Linked DNA regions of Homo sapiens: regions 1 and 2 are each linked to region 3. A link is a contact called in ENCODE Hi-C or POLR2A ChIA-PET data. All regions are on one chromosome and are shown on one strand. Each heading gives the region's core, a stretch centred on a gene start or an enhancer-like site at or near the end of the contact. The rest is flanking DNA. Distances are from core to core; before and after follow the strand shown.

Region 1 (4,240 bases), core at 25-2,524, 980 kb after region 3:
CCCGGCCCTCGTTCCCAATTTCTAAGGCCCACCCTTAGTTAGAAATAAATCTTTTCTTTTTTTTTTTTTTTTTTTTTTGAGACGGAGTCTCGCTCTGTCGCCCAGGCTGGAGTGCAGTGGCAGGATCTCGGCTCACTGCAAGCTCCGCCTCCTGGGTTGACGCCATTCTCCTGCCTCAGCTTCCCAAGTAGCTGGGACCACAGGCACCCGCCACCACGCCCGGCTAATTTTTTTGTATTTTTAGTAGAGACAGAGTTTCACCGTGTTAGCCAGGATGGTCTCGATCTCCTAACCTCGTGATCCGCCCACCTCGGCCTCCCAAAGTACTGGGCGCGTGAGCCACCGCGCCCGGCTAAATCTTTTATTTTCGATTTTTTTTTTTTTTTTTTTTTTGAGACGGAGTCTCGCTCTGTTGCCCAGGCTGGAGTACAGTGGCGAGATCTCGGCTCACTACAACCTCTGCCTCCCAGGCTCAAGCGGTTCTCCTGCCATAGCCTCCCGAGAAGCTGGGATTACAGGCGCGCACCACCACGCCCGGCTAATTTTTGTATTTTTAGTAGAGGCGGGGTTTCACCATGTTACCCAGCCTGGTCTCGAACTACTAACCTCAAGTGATCCGCCTGCCTCGGCCTCCCAAAGCACTGGGATTACAGGCGTGAGCCACCGTGCCCGGCCTCTTTTTGATTTTTGCACGAAACGACTCCGGCTGTATACCCACTGCTGTCACTTGCTGCCCTGTCCAAGGAGTGCTGCCGGACTGGGGAGTCTGTCTGACTCAGAATCGAAGGCGGGGGTTAAAGACCAGCTAGGCCATAGAGGAACGGAACAAATCACGCCTAACCCAACAAGCATCTGAACCTACAGGCAGCCCTAGATACCTACACGAGCAACACCCGGGAAGCAGGAGTCAGATGGACTGCGGGTCGCTGACCACTGCCTTGCCCACCCCCGCGCATGCGCGACGACCGCACCAGCGCCAGAGGAGTCCCACGCCAAGCAGCCCCAGACATCGTGGGAGGGCGCCGTCTTCTCGCGCATGCGTTAGCGCCCGCGCATGCGCGCCCTCGGCAGCTGTCTTTCCTTATTAGCCCTTTGCTCTCCTCAAGCGCGACCCGGACCCCGAACGCTGGACGCCTCAACTGCGACCCTCACTCCACACTTCTCACCTTGCGCCCGGTTTTCTCCCGTAGGGCCTTCAGCCGTTCCTTTCGCCGCAACGCCTCTTCCTCTAGCCGGCCCACACCAGCCGTAGTTGCCTCCATCTTGCCCGCGTACGCCCCTCCTTTTCTCCCGTCTTGCATCGCGCAGGCCTAAGGAGAGTGGATAAATGTCTCGCGGCCAATCCAAGGACGAGAATGAGAGACTGGGAGGTCCTGAAAGCCAATCAATGCGGGGTTATTATGGGCGAGCCCTCCCCGCCTTGCCCCGCCCCGCCCCGCCCCGCCCTTATTCTTCCGGACAACTTGCCTAGTGGGTGGGGAGCCAGCAAAAAAAAAAAAGAAAAAAAAAAAAGCTAAGGCTCGATTTATCCAACGCTGATCAGTGAAAGAGCAGCAAGTGGAATTCAGACCTGAGAGAAGGAGAAAAGAGTGCGTCGATCGCTCCGGTTTTGCCCAAGTACTAACCACACTAATCACTCCATGCTGGCCTCTTGGAATGCCCTGACTCATCCTTGTCCACTTGACCTGACAAGGCTCGAATGCCTTCAAGAAACCTTCCCTGGGCCGGGCGCGGTGGCTCACGCCTGTAATCCCAGCACTTTGGGAGGCCGAGGAGGGCGGACCACGAGGTCAGGAGATGGAGACCATCCTGGCCAACATGGTGAAACTCCATCTCTACTAAAAATACAAAAATTAACTGGGCGTGGTGGCGCGTGCCTGTAATCCCAGCTACTCGGGAGGCTGAGGCAGGAGAATCGCTTGAACCAGAGAGGCGGAGGTTGCAGTGAGCCGAGATCGTGCCACTGCACTCCAGCCTGGCAGCAGAGCAAGACTCCGTCTCAAAAAAAAAAAAAAAAAAAAAAAAGCCTTCCCTGATCCTCCACTTCGATCCCACCCTAATACAAGGTATGACTTACACCTCTGCAGCTGTCAGTGGCTCCCCGGACTCACCTGACAAGCGCCCCTAAGCCCCTCTGTGACCACTCTCAGCTCAGACAAAGCCTGCACAGTGAGGGGGACCTGACTGTATGGCTGTTTCCCTCTGGACTCAAAGATGATCCCCTCTCATTCCCATCCCCTCCTGGAGCAGCAAAGTCCTCAGGGTCAAGTTACCTTTCCCGGGGAAGAGCAAACCCCAACCTGGGTCCAGTGGGCCTCAAGTACTGCCCCCAATCCCCAGCTTAGAAAGACTTGGGGTGGCCTCGACTGCAAGTCGCCACAAGATTCATGGCTACCCAGCAGAAGCTGCCAGAGTCTTCTTTCCTGCATGAACTAGAGTGTCCTGATAACCGCGAGACCACTTAGGCTGAAGTCAAGATATTCTTTCAGTATGTGGGGGTCCCCAAAGCCACACCCCCTCTCACTTGGGAATAGGAGACCATGCCGCCCCCTCTCCACCTCCACTGCCAGGGGACAACTAGCCTCTTAGGCTGTTCCCTCCCTGAGTCTTCCCTTCCCAAGCTGGCTACAGGTGGACATCCACTCTTCCCCTTCCAACTCCCTTCAGAGGCCCATGGGCCACAGACTGCAGATCTAGCCCTCCCTTCACTAACCCTCTTGTCCTCACTAACCTGGGTCTGTCTAAGCCTTCTTCCCTGTAGTGGATGGGTTGCTCTGCCAAGGCCTGGCATGCAGTTTGGAGGTGCTCAGGAAACCTCAGCTCAGAGCTATGATGGATGAAGCAGGACAAAAGGCCAGAGGTGAACCAAGAAGCTGGGAGAACAAAACAGGACAGGGTCTCTGTTGTCTTGGCCAACCAAGGTCTAGGAGTCTCCAGACTGGTCAACTCCTGGAACGAGTAGCACCCCTCTGGGCCCAGAAAACTTCTCCCCAGCCCCAACAAAGAGCCTGATCCCTGCCCAACACCAGGGGTTGGGTCCCTGCCACCATCACCCCGTGCCCCTTTCCCCGTGTCCAGACTGTGAGGTAAGGGGATGGGGAAGGGGGCACGGGGTGATGGTGGCAGGGACCCAAAAAAGAGTCAGTCAAGCCTGGGTCCCTGCCCCTGCTGCCCAAGTGGTCCTCATTTGGTCAACTTGGGCCTCAGTTTCTCCATCTGTAAAACAGAGCCGGCCGGGTGCGGTGGCTCATGCCTATAATCCCAGCACTTTGGGAGGTCGAGGCGGGTGGATCATGAAGTCAGGAAATCCAGACCATCCTGGCTAACACGGTGGAACCCCGTCTCTACTAAAAATACAAAAAATTAGCTGGGCCTGGTGACACGCGCCTGTAGTCCCAGCTACTCAGGAGGCTGAGGCAGGAGAATCACTTGAACCCAGGAGGCGGAGATTGCAGTGAGCCGAGATCGAGTCACTGCACTCCAGCCTGGGCGACAGAGTGAGACTCTGTCTCAAAAACAAACAAAAAACAGAGCCATGAGGCACCCACCTGTTGAGGTTAAAGAAACAACATATGTGAAGCAAGTTCTGGGCCCTGGAGTTGGGGAATGGGGGGAGCCCCTCCACTGGAGCGTTTGGGAAGGCTTCCTGGAGGAGGGAGGGGGACCCGTGGCAACGGTCTAAGCCTCTCTGGGATCTGGGAGGGCACCGCGGCCCCGAAGGTATTTCAGGCTAGTCCTGCTACTCTCTAACTTCCCGCCATCACACTCCACAAACAGCTAGAGCTCAAAAGTTGCGTTTCGGTCTTCCCATAAAGCGACAGAGTAGCACCTGGCATTTGATAAGCGCTACAAGGGGTCGTCATGGTGGTGGTGGAGATTATTGTTGAAGGACCCTCGCCACCTCCACGCGGCCCGCCGCCCCTTCCCTGAATGGCGGCAAATGCAGTCAGGCGAGCAGCGTCCTGGGCGGATTCAGACCCTGGGGAAGTCTGGAATTCCTCACCCCGACCCTCGTCCCGGAGGCTCAGGCTGGCCCTTCCAATGGCACTGGTGGGGCAGGGCAGCGGGGCACCCTCCCGGGCCGCCCGGCCCATAGGCCCCTCCTCCTGCCAGGCTCTCCGCCCTTTACATGGTCCCAGGAGAGGCGGGGCGGCGGTGACTGCAGCGAAGTGCAGGAAGCTGGGCGGCGGCCGGCAGTGAGGAGGAGGAGCGAGCAGACTTGGGTGGCTCTGCGCCGCGG
Region 2 (4,466 bases), core at 292-2,791, 540 kb after region 3:
CAGGCATGAGCCACCGCCTCCAGCCTAAAAAGGGTTTTTAAAAGTAACTCAGTCCTCAGAAACTCTATCCAGTTATTTAAATATACCATGAGCTTGCCCAAAAATGACCTGCAAATAGTGAAATCTGGCTTCTAGCCCAGGCTCTGAAGAAGTTCCTTAGTGTAATATGTAAATGATAATGATTCAGTCAGTTAATGATTCAGTCAGTGGGTCTCTCCAATTTGCAAAATAAAGGGGCAGGAGGTAAATGACCCCTTACATGTCAAAAATGGTACTTTTCAGTCATAGAAATTCTAAGGTCCTTTCTACCTTTCCAGAAACTAGGCAAGGAAACAGAAGTACTTATCCTTGTTGGGTCTAAAATTTGATTTTACCCTGCTTAGAAGCTAATAAATTTTGCCTATTCCTGTTTCATGGATACCGACAGAAGACACGAGGCTCCTGGTCCAACACAGCATACTGATGTGAGTTGCACTTACAGCTAAGTTTACCAAGCGTGATGCAGATGGCCTGGATAGATGCTATGCACATATACATCACAGCTGAGAACCCTGAGCTTGGGGAACCCACCACTTTTACAGCAAGTGGTTAGCAAGGCTGCTCTTTGCCTGGGAGCAGGTGTCTCCTCATCCCTCAAGGTTAGTACATGCATATGCATCCCCAAGATCGGCCTGGGTAAGAGGGTGGTCAGAGCCTTGTAGTCTTGACACAGCCAGCAAGACATGTATGAACACCAGAGGCTCCACAAGCCACCTGTCCCACAGGGTCTTGGCTTCTGGTAAATTTTCACATAACTATGCGAAACCACTGGTCCCAGGGCACATGTGTAAGAATGGAGCTCCATGCAGCTCCAGACCTTCACTCCTTGCACCCCAGGAAAAAGAGAAGCAATAATGATCACTGTCATTTTCATTTTAAGATAACACAACTGAATAATGACTGAGAATTATAAAATTTTGATCCATCAAAAAGACATCAGGCTGGTTACTGTGGCTCATGCCTGTAATCCCAGCACTTTGGGAAGCCGAGGCAGGCAGAGCACCTGAGGTCAGGAGTTTGAGACCAGCCTGGTCAACATGGTGAAACCCCTTCTCTACTAAAAAAAAAAATACAAAATCAGCTGGTGGCACGTGACTGTAACCCTAGCTACTTGGGAGGCTGAGGCAGGAGAATCACTTGAACCAGGGAGGCAGAGGTTGCAGTGAGCCGAGATTGTGCCATTGCACTCCAGCTGGGGCAACAAGAGCGAAACTCCGTCTCAAGGAAAAGAAAAAAAAAGACAACATAAGCTAAACTAGATTTATCAATGGACTAATGTATAAGAGCAATACATTACATTTCTAATAAGCATACTGCACGTTTATAGGTTTAAAACAAAAAGAAAATAAACACAGAGTTCCTAAATAAAATATTGCTCACTCATGAAACTTCTGGTTTCTGAGCAATTGGCAAGTGTCCTGTGTGCTGAGTTATACAGGCGAGACGCCGACCTCACCACCCAAAGGGATGCTGCAAACAAGCAGCTCTGGGGAGCCTCCAAACGGCCCTGCCCAACCACTTCCTGGGGAAGCTGGAGAGGAAACACGGTGTCTGCACAGTGTCTGTCACCTGCCTGACAGCTGCCTGCTTAACACACCAGAGGCCCGAAGACCCCTGCTAAGTTGACATACCGATTTCTGCTGGAAGATGTGAGATTTGGTTTTTTGGCAGATCCAGAATTCTCATCGCTTGAAATAACTGAATATATGTAGGAATGATTTGAATCAAGGTATTGCTTATGTACCATTCTCTCAGGTGTGTCTGCTCCTTCAATGAATCTGGGAGCTCCTAAAATAGAAAGAATGACATCAATCAGAACTAGCTCCTCCGTGTGCACAAAGCCGTGTAAAACCAAGCATTTATTTTAAAACAGGAAGTGAGAAAGCAGACACGAGAGCATAAAACTTAACCACCAGCACTCCAGCCATTTCAAAAAGAAACCAAAGACACCGCAGTTGTCGTCAACTTCACAACAGTATATTAGCCCTATTTCAAAACTGCCGTGAATTCATGATGTTATTAAAATTAAATCCTAGTGAACACAAAAAACCAGACTCACACTTAGAGCCACAATGTGTATTATTTATTTGCAACATACCAACTTAACATCCCCTAAGGTCTGTCTATACATTCGATTTCAAAATTTGTGCTTCGTTTCCCTTTGTCTGTAGTTGCTTTTAGAAATACTTGATAAACCTCTAATATTTGCTGTACCACATTTCCAAATATTCTTAAGAGTCTATGAAAGGGAAAAAGCATGAGAAAGACAGTCAGCTGGGACACCTGAGTTCCGGCCCAGGCCCTGCCATTTTCCAGTCACGCCACCTCCCTGGGTCTCCACTGCTGAAATGACATTGATGAACTCAGTGTCCAAGGCCTCCCCTAGCTCAAGTGTTCTGGGATAAAACTGTAAAGGTGTCAAGCAAGAAGCGTTTAAAGACTTTAAGGAGGCTATTTGTCCAGCTGAAGAAATCTAATTCACCGAGAGTTACCGAGCCCCCATTGCAGGTGAGGGGTGCTCAGCACTGAGGGGTGGGGCAAAGACGAGACACACAGGTCCCCTGACCTCAGAAGCTGACCACAACGCACCATCAGCAAAGTGGCTGGAGCACAGGGTGGAGGTGGGATGAGGTGTGGAAAACTCCATGGCAGTTGAAGGGGAGGTGGAGGGAGCAATGGAGTCCATAGTGATCCTTCTTTTTTGTACTTGGTACTTGTAATGTGCTTTACAACCATTGCCCTCCTGTGTGTGGGTTAAGCTGTTAACTTGCAAAAGTGCTTTCACTCTAGTATTATCTCATGCAACAGTACCATAAGATAGGCAAAGTGGGCCGGGCACAGTGGCTCACGCCTGTAATCCCAGCAATTTGGGAGGCCAAGGCGGGTGAATCACCTGAGGTCAGGAGTTCGAGACCAGCCTGGCCAACATGGTGAAACCCCATCTCTACTAAAAATACAAAAATTAGCTAGGTGTGGTGGCGTGCACTTGTAATCCCAGCTACTTGGGAGGCTGAGGAAGGAGAATCGCTTGAACCCAGGAGGCGAAGGTTGTAGTGAGCCAAAATAGCACCACTGCACTCCAGCCTGGGTGACAGAGTGAGACTCCATCTCAAAAAAAAAAAAAAAAATTGATAGGCAAAGTGAGCCCCTTTGGAAGAGGAAAGCTGAAACCCCAAAGACATTTAAGTGAATCACTTACAGTAAGGATCCACTACTGAGTTTGCAGAGCCTAGTGCAAAATGAAAATGCAGGCACCTTGTTAAAAATTAAGAAGTTCAAGATGGTGAGCACAGAGCATTAAACCAAGCATAGGGCCCTGTGCCGCTGCTTCTGAAGCCAACTACCTAGTTACCACCTGCCCCCTTCTCGTGGCCCTGGCAAACTGTCCCGACACCTCTTGATCTGAATGGAACCCACACCACACCAGAGGGTTGCCTCCTGGAACTGAGACAAAATGAGTTGGGTCATCAGGGAGCTGACCACAGGCTCATAATCACAATCTCTTCATTGACACTTCAACGTACTGACTGTCTCATAAATAACCTCATTCCACTCTTTCAATAATGGCACACATGAAAGATTATTAAATTTCTAAAATTATGTTCATGACTATTTTCAACAAGAAAAATATTAGGATAGGCCGGGCATGGTGGCTCACGCCTGTAATCCCAGCACTTTGGGAGGCCGAGGCGGGCAGATCACGAGGTCAGGAGATCGAGACCATCCTGGCTAACACAGTGAAACTCCGTCTCTACTAAAAATACAAAACATTAGCCGGGCGTGGTGGCGGGCGCCTGCAGTCCCAGCTGCTCGGGAGGCTGAGGCAGGAGAATGGTGTGAACCCGGGAAGCGGACCTTGAAGTGAGCCGAGAATATGCCACTGCACTCCAGCCTGGGCGACAGAGCGAGACTCCGTCTCAAAAAAAAAAAAAAAAGAAAAGAAAAGAAAAATATTAGGATATCAAATGAAATAGAAATGAAAAGAATCGAGTAAAAATGACAGATTGAATGTATGCATGTACTTTTGCTCTTCTCCAAAATTCCATTAAAGACAACAGTACAGGAACTTTTTAGGTGCCATAAACCTTGCAGAAGGGCAAAGAGAAAGGGAAAGGAGACATCAGCTGCAAAATGTGGATAACCAGACAGCCGGAAGATGGTAACCTGGCTTCCCAGAGCTGCTCAATCTTAGACTAGCAGCAGAAACAACTGAGATACAACCTGGGCTTCTCACCAGAAGCCACCAGAGACTCGGCAGTAGAAGAGCCTGGTACCCCTGGAAGTGAGAGCTGAAGTCACGGCCCAAAGAAAGAGATCGGGTTCAAAGTCTGAGGACCAGAACCTTGACCCCCATCCATGCCACACAGCAATTACCTCTGCTCCCCACCAGTAGGAAGCTGAGGCTTATTCACTGGAGGAGGTTCAAC
Region 3 (4,426 bases), core at 443-2,942:
CAAACCCAGCCCCAAGGGGCAAAGGTCATCGGAACAACAGCTAAAGGATCACTGCCTGAGACTGTTACCAATCTCTAAAGTAACTGCAAAAAAAAAAAAAAATCAAAGTAAAATATTAAGAATTGAGTATACGGATATTCACCATACAATCCTTTCAGTGATTCTGTATGTTTATTTTTCTAATAAAATATTAAAAACAATTTAAAAAGTAAATGAAGTGCTACACAAAGATAGTCACTTTGAACATAAACAGATAAACTCTATTTCCTAAAGCAAGAGCCTTTAGGAGAGATCCTATTAATCAAAGGAGGCTGAGATCCATCACTGTGACAATTAGCTCTTATTTTCAGGGTGATAATAACCACGGTGCACAACTAGTATGGGGCATTCAATGCTTTCAGAACAGTGGTTGTCACAGAAGGGAGGGTCAAGTGGAGCTCACTCAACAGGGGTCCACTTCAGAAGGTGGGAACTACTGAAAGCAGAAAACCTTGGCATGATAGCTCCAGCTCCCCACCCCTCCCCCACACCAGCCCCCAACACCCTCCAGCCGCATTAGGCAGATGGCAGGGGAATTAAGCTTGCAGCCTGAGACCACAAGGCCTGCACGGGCAGGAGAACCAGTGAGCAGATTAAGCCCTGGATCCTCTGCCCCGCAAAAGCCCCTGACCCATTTCTCTGTCGGGAAAGGAAACTGCTGTGGTAAGACAAGCAGAGGGGCTGAGAGGCTCTGGCCAACACAGGCAGTTTCAACAAGTGTTCTATTTTTTTTTCTGGAGAGGACACCCAATGGGAACAGTGAAGAGTGACAGGGACATCAGAGAATACATGTGCTTTAACAGGGGGCCACGCGGTTAACGTGTCAACCACATGTGCTTTTCTTACAAAAAATAAAATCCCGCCATCCTCCCCCCTCCCCGCCCCACCCCCGCCAGGTTTCAACAGCACGGACTCCAGTCCAGTGCAGTGCCGCCACACCAGAGACAACAGGTGTTTCGGGAAAAGACCCCTGGGGGCTAGCTCGAGACCCTGCGCATGGGCACAAGGGGCAGTGGATAGTGAATAGGTCTTGGCCAAAGGATGGGCCAGGAAGAAAGAAGCTTCTTCCCCTCCTGGGAAGAGGGCAGAGATCCGAGCACCAGCGGAGTCTTGCAAAGTGAAGGTCTGGGCTGTCCCGGCCCAACTGGGCCAGAGACTAAACTTCCTAAAGACCACGCAGGCAGGAACTCCGGGGCCTGCCCCATCCTGCGCTAAGACATTCAGGCTTGTTCTGAGACGCCGCATGGTGGGCTCCTTTCCTTTGCGGGCCCTCCGCCCTCCGGGGTCTTGGAACTGGTGTTTGGGGTCTGTCTTTCTAACCGACCAACAGAGGCAGGCTGGGTGCCTGGGCCGGCTTCCACCTGCCCGAGGTGCTTCCCGGCCCGCTGGGCAAGGACGGGGGCGCTCGGGCAGGGTCTGAGGGAGACCTGGGATGGGCGGGGACTGTAAGGGCAACAGGTGACAAGCCGCGCCCCGAGCGAAGCTCTCGCCTCAGGGATCGTGAGCGACCCAGGTGCCCCCAGAGTCCAGCCGGTCTTCCGCGGCACTTACGCGCTCGTGGGTCCACCGCCGGGCAGAACCGAAACTTTCTGGGGCCAAGCGGAAGAGGACGGGAACGCGGTGCTGACGGCCATGACGCGCACACCAAGAGGGTGGCGGGGGCGGACTACAACTCCCGGCGTGCTCCCCGGGGCTGAGGCCTGCAACTCCCATCGGACTCCCGGGGCTCCGACTACAACTCCCGGCGACTCCGCAGGGCGGGGTTTAAGTGCTCCCACCGCCCAGTCCCCGGACCGACTGTCCCACCCGCGACCCATGCTGGCCCCAGGTTAACGCCTGCAACCCCGGAGGGCCACAAATCAAAGGTCTGGCATCTTGACAACAACGCTGTTCTTGTGTGGCTAAGGAGCACTCCAAAGGTAGCTAGTTCGAGTTGAATCGTGCACGTGCTGTAAGTGTGAAATACACCTAGGTACCAAAGAGTCCGAAGAATGTTAACTAGCTCATTAATTTTTAGTGATTGCATGTTAAAATGATAATATTTTGATATATTGGGAAATAGAAAAACATGTATTGGTGGGCCTAATTTCCCATCTTTTAATCCCCCTTATTTCTTAATATCAGGGTCTTACTTAAAATTAGTGCTCAAAAACTACGTGTTTATGAACTACCACCCCTAACTTTGGCCCCATCCTCAGCCCAACTTCTATTTATAAGATGGGTGTTGCAAAGCACTGTGGAACTGAATACGATAGAACAAAATGCATTCAATCAGTGTCCGCTATGGGCACAGTAGAAAAGAGGAACACTACACGGGGACTTTGGCTTCTAACTGACTGCATTCCTTAGCTGTGGCTGGCTATCCTTTACTCTCTGCCCTAGTTCTCATCATTTAAGCCAGAAACAGCTCTCTCCCTTGTAGGACCTAGCTCGTGGTATCCAGTCAGGAACCGTGGTGGCCCAACATTCTAAACTGAGGAAGCAGGGTGTTGTCTGGGTACAATAATACAGAAAGAAAATCAATTTCTTAGTCGATTTTAGGCTATGACATCTCATTAGCCATCTAATTTTATAAATTAGATGTAGCTAAAACAGTGAGTTGGATGGATGGAGTAGTCAGTTTGGGGGTGGGGTTGGGAGGAGGTACATGAATAGAAGTGATTTCCACTCTTGTTAACAGAAAGGAGAACAGAAAGAAAACGGGGGGAGTGAGAAGATGACAAAGAGAAAAGTAATCAATGTAGTGGTCTAAGAGAAATCATTGCTCCAACCACTGTCTGAACAGCTTCATGCAATATTAAGGATGAGAGAGATTTTAATGTTGGTCATCTGGTCCAATATCCTTGTTTGAAACTGTGTGGGGAAAAAAAAACCTCCCTCAAACCGTATTTTTCCTCTACTCTTACACAACAGCAATCATCAACACAGGAGAATAATTTGGTGACCAGATGTGTGTGGGGTTTTCCCCACACACTGAGCAGTGGACCGCACCTGGGTGTCCTCCAATTCAATTCCGACACTATCTACCTGGAGTATCAGATCCCACAAGTGGAGGGCTCAGTCCCCAAGACTGCCTCCTCACCTTTAAACACCAGTTGTAAGTCTAGGCCTCCAGAATTTTGGAATGACTGGCTTCAAGTTGAGTTCCCACGACACCCTCTTTGGGTTCAGCTAATTTGCTAAAGTGGTTCATAGAACTCAGAGAAACACATTTACTGGTCTATTATAAAGGATACTGCAATGGATGCAGATAAAGAGACACGTAGGATGAGGTGTGGAGGAAGGGGCGTGGGGCTTCCATGCCTTCCCTGGATGCACCACTCTTCAGTAACCTCCACGTGTTCAGCTATCCCGAAGCTCCCCGAATCCAGTCCTCTTGGGCTTTTATGGAAGCTTCGTGATGTCAGCATTGCTTCCCCCAGGGTATAGGGGAGGACCCTCTCTTGGGAGGGTCTTAAGACCTATAATCAGAAAGGCGGGGGAAGCGGCTGGGCACGGTGGCTCACGCCTGTAATCCCAGCTCACGCCTTGGGAGGCCGAGGTGGGCGGATCACCTGAGGTCGGGAGTTTGAGACCAGCCTGACCAACATGGAGAAACCCCATCTCTATTAAAAATACAAAATTAGCCGGGCGTGGTGGCACATGCCTATAATCCCAGCTTCTAGGGAGGCTGAGGCAGGAGAATCGCTTGAACCCGGGAGGCGGAGGTTGCGGTGAGCCAAGATCGAGCCATTGCACTCCAGCCTGGGCAACAAGAGCAAAACTCCATCTTAAAGAAAAAAAAAAAGAAAGAAAGGCGGGGGAAGATTAGAGTCCTGCCTTAAAGCAGGTGAAAGGAGGGCAGAAGGCCAGAGAGATTCGGTTTCCTGAAGCCTAACATACCTAACATAACAAAAGACTGTAACAAGGGCTATGGGAGTTATGAGCCAGGAACCATGGAAGAAAACCAAGATAGATAGATAGATAGATAGATAGATAGATAGATAGATAGATAGATAGACAGACAGATAGACAGACATCATAATACCACAGAAACTTAAACCCAAAAGGAGTTTGAAAAGAAAAGGAAAACAAACCTAATATTTATTGAGGACCTATATGCCAGTCCCTAGCCCCCCAGCAAAAAAACAAAAAACAACAACAAAAACCCATTCAGCATTATATTTAAAACTTGCAGCCACTTGGTGACATAATTAGTATTCATTATCATACTTTGAAGATGAGGAGATGAAGCTCAGAGAGGTTAAATGACTGTCCTGGTCCACCCACCTAATAAGTGGTGGAGAGTGGTGGAGGCTGGGGTAGAGCTGGGGGCTCCTGAGGGGTCTTCTGTCACCCAGCACACTGTCAGATACAGGGAAGGTTAACAAAATCACTACTGTTCAGG

The links. A loop is a pair of places that touch in the nucleus more often than their neighbours do. ChIA-PET counts read pairs that join two places held with the same protein, here RNA polymerase II (POLR2A). Pooled maps may share reads with other maps.
Region 1: a map of naive thymus-derived CD4-positive, alpha-beta T cell shows a loop between it and region 3 (7-fold over the local background). The contact joins the promoter of CCDC12 here to the promoter of FYCO1 in region 3. A Hi-C loop is called at or near these places in 1 of 168 maps with a recorded cell type or tissue (naive thymus-derived CD4-positive, alpha-beta T cell) and 6 of 50 pooled maps. POLR2A ChIA-PET finds 5 or more read pairs at or near these places in 2 of 52 experiments (Caco-2 and activated CD4-positive, alpha-beta T cell).
Region 2: a loop to region 3 is called in a pooled map, with 15 times the contacts of the local background. The contact joins the enhancer-like site here to the promoter of FYCO1 in region 3. A Hi-C loop is called at or near these places in 2 of 37 single-sample maps with no recorded cell type and 9 of 50 pooled maps. POLR2A ChIA-PET finds 5 or more read pairs at or near these places in 1 of 52 experiments (CD4-positive, alpha-beta T cell).

Annotation. Positions count from the first base shown.
Region 1 is chr3:46,975,471-46,979,710 of GRCh38, forward strand. It overlaps CCDC12 (coiled-coil domain containing 12), which reads right to left and starts at 1,275. Exons shown (of 7, transcript NM_001277074.2): 1 at 1,167-1,275. The coding sequence starts at 1,262. It overlaps NBEAL2 (neurobeachin like 2), which reads left to right and starts at 4,196. Exons shown (of 54, transcript NM_015175.3): 1 at 4,196-4,240. RefSeq lists enhancers at 1-461, 462-1,163, 988-1,297, 1,867-2,567 and silencers at 1,388-1,527, 3,923-4,112, 4,213-4,240.
Region 2 is chr3:46,537,375-46,541,840 of GRCh38, forward strand. LRRC2 (leucine rich repeat containing 2) reads right to left here. Exons shown (of 9, transcript NM_024512.5): 4 at 1,671-1,827. Among named protein-coding and RNA genes, the nearest start is that of LRRC2-AS1, 18 kb to the right of the region's middle. RefSeq lists an enhancer at 1,688-1,747. Within about 2 kb of position 1,542, at least 16 of the 41 ENCODE cell types and tissues checked have a DNase peak (open chromatin) inside an H3K27ac peak, as active enhancers do; they include CD4-positive, alpha-beta T cell, where a contact is called at or near this core.
Region 3 is chr3:45,994,132-45,998,557 of GRCh38, forward strand. It overlaps FYCO1 (FYVE and coiled-coil domain autophagy adaptor 1), which reads right to left and starts at 1,693. Exons shown (of 18, transcript NM_024513.4): 1 at 1,591-1,693. It overlaps LOC105377063 (a long non-coding RNA gene), which reads left to right and starts at 1,772. Exons shown (of 3, transcript XR_940799.3): 1 at 1,772-1,958. RefSeq lists enhancers at 1,492-1,991, 1,492-1,541, 1,562-1,721.